2 separate regions of the Homo sapiens genome follow, and region 2 is linked to region 1. A link is an interaction called in ENCODE POLR2A ChIA-PET data of the cell type or tissue named here. Cell type or tissue: PC-9. All regions are shown on one strand. Each heading gives the region's core, and the rest is flanking DNA. Links, peaks and the distances in the headings are about the cores only.

Evidence for each region. Peaks named below come from ENCODE experiments on the same cell type or tissue, not always from the same donor. Only the 100,000 strongest peaks of a DNase experiment are listed, where the experiment ranks them.
Region 2: POLR2A ChIA-PET joins it to region 1 with 5 read pairs; 2 of 35 experiments call an interaction of 5 or more read pairs at or near these places.

Annotation. Positions count from the first base shown.
Region 1 is chr11:85,874,518-85,877,443 of GRCh38, reverse strand. The region is part of intron 3 of CCDC83 (coiled-coil domain containing 83); the gene reads right to left. Among named protein-coding and RNA genes, the nearest start is that of CCDC83, 21 kb to the right of the region's middle. In PC-9, for the core only: no CTCF peak of the experiment used is centred there; a DNase peak (open chromatin) is centred at 1,773; H3K27ac peaks cover 463 bases.
Region 2 is chr11:87,261,744-87,264,669 of GRCh38, reverse strand. The region is part of intron 6 of TMEM135 (transmembrane protein 135); the gene reads right to left. Among named protein-coding and RNA genes, the nearest start is that of TMEM135, 230 kb to the right of the region's middle. In PC-9, for the core only: no CTCF peak of the experiment used is centred there; no DNase peak of the experiment used is centred there.

The DNA of each region.
Region 1 (2,926 bases), core at 315-2,814:
GCTGGAGTACAGTGGCATGGTCATAGCTCACTGTAACCTCAAACTCCTGGGCTCAAGCATCTTCCTGCCTCAGCCCCCTGAGTAGGTGGGACTACAGGTGCACACCACTGCACCTGGCTACTTTCTACAATTTTTTGTAGAGACAGGCTCTCACTATGTTGCCCAGGCTGGTCTCAAAACACCTGGCCTCAAGCGATCCTCCTGCCTTGGCCTCCCAAAGTGTTGGGATTACAGGCATGAGCCACTGTGCCTGGCCTGCATAAGCATTATTAAACACTATTTGACATTATATATAAATTTAATATCATCTATATTAATTTCCCAAACCCCATATGAATTTTGAATGGAAGGAGAATGTGTCTGATAGCATTTGACAGAATTCAATGTCTCAAAAATTATTTTGAGTAATATACAGAAACGAAATTTAGTTAGCTGTATCACTAATGTGCTAAAAATATGTTTATCCTACAAAGTGAGGTAAATAATTACTATTTAAGGTAAGAATAATTATCACATTATAAAAATGGAAAAAGGATATTCAGTAAATAAGCTACAAAAAAAAGATTGATTTTGTTTTCATATAAAGTCATGTCATGCTTACCCTTTTAACTTTTTAAGACTCATAAGAACAAGAAAAGAGGCTGGGTGTGGTGGCTCACCCCTGTAATCCCAACATTTTGGGAAGCTGAGGCAAATGGATCACTTGAGGTCAAGAGTTTGAGACCAGCCTGGCCAACACGGTGAAACCCTGTCTCTACAAAAAGTACACAAATTAGTTGGGTGTGGTGGCGCATGCCTGTAATCCCAGCTATTTGGGTGGCTGAGGCACGAGAATCCCTCGAAACTGGGAGGTGGAGATTGTAATGAGCAGAGATCGCGCCACTGCACTCCAGCCTGGGTGACGGAGTGAGACTGTCTCAAACAAACAAATGAAAAAACAAGAAAGGAAGTTGCCAAAACAGAGCAGAGAGTTCCAATCTACTATTCACCTTACTTTCCCCAGTGATAAGATTCCACATAACCATAGTACATTATCAAATCCAGGAAAGTGACATTAGTACAATGTTATTAACTAAGCTAGAGACTTTATTCATTTCCGTTTGTACATACACTCATTTTTTTTGGTGTACAATATTATGAAATTTATCAAATATAGATATGAAAATTATTAACAAATAGATGGTTATTTGAAGCCATAGTGTTAAGTGAGATGACCCCAAAAAGGAGTGAGAGAAAAGGGTTGAGATCAGAACTCTGCTAAATGTGATAATTAAGGGATGGGTCTAGGCAAAGAGCAGTGAATGAAAAATGAGAAGAAATGGTCAGTGAAGTAGTTAAGTTGCAGTGAGGTCCTGGAACCCAAAGGAGAAAAGGGTTTTAAGATAAAGGAAGTGGCTGCTGGAGAGGTGAGAGGTAAAGAAAGGACTAAAAAGAGTCTATTGGACCTGGCAAATTGGTCATTAATAACTTTTGCTAGAGCAGTTGTGGTGGAATAGTAGGAATGAAAGAATGAATGGAGAGTAGGGAAGTAGACAGAGTGAACTACGGAACATCTAATGAGGTAGGTGGAGCAATGAATGCAAACTGAGAGAAAGATAATAAATGGGGTGATAATCCAAACAGAACTAAATATACATAGGAAGAGATGATGTGTAGGAAAGAAGAGGGGCATTTCTGATTTTGAAATAACTGAAGAGAAAACATGAGTCATGTTAAATATCTATGACCTCAAAACATTTTTTCTTCCACTAGTGTTAGCATGAATCAACTCAACAAATATTTATTGAACACCTACTTAAGCTGGACTCTTCTGGAGAAACAAAGAAGTAAGACTGGATTGCTGCTGTCTAAAAAGCTTGCTGTTTAATAATGGAGATATAATTTTACACAATATTCCAACTTAGGTTGGGGGAATGAAAAGGAGCTAACCAAGAAAAAAGCATTCCAGGAAGAGGAAACAGCATGAGTAAAGGCATAAATAAATAGATTGGTTTTTCAAGATTTCAAAGAAGAGATGGTAAGCAAAAGGTGGAGCAGTGATAGAGGCAGGAGGCAGACAAATGCCTAGGCAGATGGGGCCGGTCCCCAGTGAAATCCAACCTTCAAGCTGGAAACAGTCCTGGGTAAATCCTCCAACCATATTGATAACCCGCCTTCCTGTTTGGCGAGCTTTCCTCTGATTGGTCCTCATCCTTCACCTATTTTACATATACCTACCCTTTCCTAATTGGTTTTCTACACTATTGTGCCCACCCTAACATTTTTTGCATGCTCAGAAACCAATCAGCACACAGTCTCTACTCTGAACCCATAAAAATCCCTGGGCTCAGCCATATTGGGAACTTTCCTGCCTTTGGGTAGGGGGACCACCCCTGCATCCCCTCCCTGCTAAAAGCTGTTTCATCACTCAATAAAACTTCCCGCCTTGCTCACTCTTCGCATGTCTGCATGCCTACCTCTTCCTGGTTGTGAGTCAAGAACCCAGACCTAGCTGAGCTAAGGAGCAAAAAATCCTCCATCAGCAGCTGGAGACAAGGTTTGAGAGGTGAACAGGGGTCAGATTTTGAAGGGCGCTGAAGACTTTAGTAAAGACGATAGATTTTATTTTCTGTGCAATAGGAAGCCACTGAAGGATGTTAAGAGATGAGAGGTAAAGTTTAAGGACTAAGAAGAGTCTATTAGACCTGGCAAATTAGTCATTAATAACTTTTGCTAGAGCAGTCGTGGTAGAATAGTAGGAATGAAAGAATGGACCTGGTTTACAATATTCAAAAGGTAATTTGGTTGCACTGTGGAAAATGTACTTTGAGGGAAGGATGAGTAAGAGATGGTGGTTTAAATTACAGCAATAACAACATAAAAGGAAAGAAATGGATGATATTCAGATACAGAGTTGTAGTTAGAATCTGTCTTTCCTTGCTCCTCA
Region 2 (2,926 bases), core at 148-2,647, 1.4 Mb before region 1:
TACATTGTAGAGATTAAACAGCTGAAATTCTTAAAATGTACAGACTGCATTCAAATAAGTCTTCAATACATATCTGAATACATTTCATAAGAAAAAGTGATCAATTCATGATAAAAGATCAGGAGCGATTATAAACATATGCTAATGCAAAGTATAGTTCCTTCCTACTAAAAAGAAACTATCAATAATATATAAACAGTAACATAAATTTAATTTGGATCTAAAATACCATTTATCTACATACTTGTCAAACTTAAAATGACATGACTAATAATGTTAGGTGCCATAGTGGATTACTAGTTACTTCCTAGACATTATAAATTAAAGTAAAAGCAGAAAACAAACAACAAAAAAAAAGAAAAGAAAAAGAACAGAAAAGAAAAGTGAGATTGGGGAGGAGAGGAGAAAAAAAGAGAGAGAGAGACTGAAACATAGACAGAGATCATAGACATCTGACTACAAAGTAGCTTTTATCCTCTTTTCTAGTTTAAAACCTAGTCACAATAAAGGAATTTCAAAAATTTTTAACAGCACTAATTAGAAATATTTACTATTTCAAATAGAAAGATAAAGCATTCCATGACATGGTATGATATTTCCACTACAGTTTAAACTATGTCATATGTAAAATCCAAAATATACATTAAGAATTTTTTTACCAAACTTCTATCTTCCTTAATTTCTAGGTTTTTCATTTAATTTCATATTTCCTTTCTAAAAGGCTTGCCATCACAATGTGGTATTTACGAGTACAAAAATAATACTGGGTCTATTTGCCATGTCCCTCACATAAATTTCAAAATATTCAATTGTTTTAAAATAATTAATGGTATTTGAAAGTAAATTATGCAAAAATTCCACTTCTGTCTCTGCCACTAACTGCTGTGTGATCTAAGAAAAGCTACAAAAATTTTTCACGTTCATTTTCTTCACCAGAAAATAGACAATGCTTATTACATAATCTCTACTTTGCTTCATACTCTAAAACCCTATGATTCTGTGAAACTTAAGTATTGGTATTATTCACTTTAGAGAATAACACTTTTATTTATGAAATGTTGCAACATACTGGACTAAAAAGAACACTAAATCAGCTTACAGTTTATGAATTTTTGAACTTCAGTTACTTTTAATACGTAAGAATCAAGACATATGTCAAATATGTCAACCAGTTCCTAGAGTAAAAGTATGAGTGAAGTCTGGCTCTACTAGGATAAATAATGAGCCAAAGCAAAAATGGTAGGAGCCAAATCTTGACAGCTTTAAGACATGGAAAAAATTCTAAAGGAATGGAGAAGAGGACAGTGATGATGATATTGCAGTAACAAAATATGAAGAATCAGAATTTAGCAAATATTTTCAAAATGTGCTCTTCACAGTAACAGTTCTTGTATCCAATCTCCATTTAAGAGATTAAATAGGACAAATTTATCTTAGTTTCCTTATTTTCTCTGTAAATATTCTAATATGCACATTGATTGCTCAAAAATAAAACACTACTCCAAATAGGACCACATACACCTCTCTTCATATTAGTTGTTACATGCTTGTCAAGACTCAGCTGTATTTGTCCCCAAATGTGTTCATGTCAGTTGTACTTCTTAATGTAATTACGTAACTGGCTTACATATTACATAAAACAAAAAGGAAGAAAGGTTTTTTTTTTCCATGAAAACTGAGTTGAATGCTTTGAAAAGACAATATCTTATAACAAAAACAACTCAGAACTCCACCTAGGCAACTCATACTCACAAAAAACGCCTTGGTAAATGAGCAGATATGTATGTGCTAAATTGAAATAAAGTACTTAATGTATACATGTATCCAATATTTTGTAGACAATGTTAATAGAAACAAATCTCATGCTACTGCTATGAAGACAGCCTTCCTTGCATAGATTTTTGTCCCCTCCGCTCACGGCTCAAAATGAAGATATGGGGAGCTGAACTTCCCCAACTGCCCCCACAGACCTGCAGCATGAAACAGAGCTGGCCAGATAATTGGCTTGCTGTTATATGCCACTCAGATTTTATGGTTGTGTTTACAGTAGCTGATTGATACAACAATATAACAGGAAGGAACAAACATTAATAGCATGTAAAGAGCTCCTACAAATCAGAGCAATAAATTTAAAAATAAAAAATAGGTAGAGGTAGGAAATCGAAATGGCTAATAAACCAATGAAAAGGTGTTCCACCTCAAAGTACAGCAAAAATGAGGTATTACCTACATTTTAGATGATTTGACTGACAAAAAGATAAAAATTACCAACATAAACTAGGATGTAGGAATCAATAAGCACTCTTGGAGCGAAAATACATGGATACTGCCTTTTTTGGAGGACAATCTGGCAATATCTATTAACATTAAATATGTCTAGTACATTTGAACCAGCGAATCCATTTGTAGCTAAGTATCTAACCTATCAATAATATATAAACAGTAACATAAATTTAGAAATACTGGAACAGGAGCACAAAGATATTTTAAAAACAATGTTCATGGTTGTACAGTTTGCAACAACGAAAACCTGCAAATAGTGTAAATGTCTGTTGAGAAGGTTTAAATACTTATTTATAGATTTTTTTTGCAGCCCCTAAAAACAATGAGGATATGTACTGACATTTGGATAGAATCCGAAGATGCATTATTAAATAGAAAAACACTACAGAACAATATATAATTTGTGATCTCATTTTTAAAAATATAAACATAGGTACAAAGGTATGTATAGAAATAATTCTGTGTTGAACCTGATGGCTCATGTCCACAATCTCAACACTTTGGCAGGCCAAGGCAGGCCGATTCCTTGAACCCAAGAGTTCTAGACCACCCTGAGCAACGTAAGGGGATCCCGCCTCTAAAAAACAAAACTAAAAAATTAGACAGGAGTGGTGGTGCACACATGTGGTCCCAGCCACCCAGG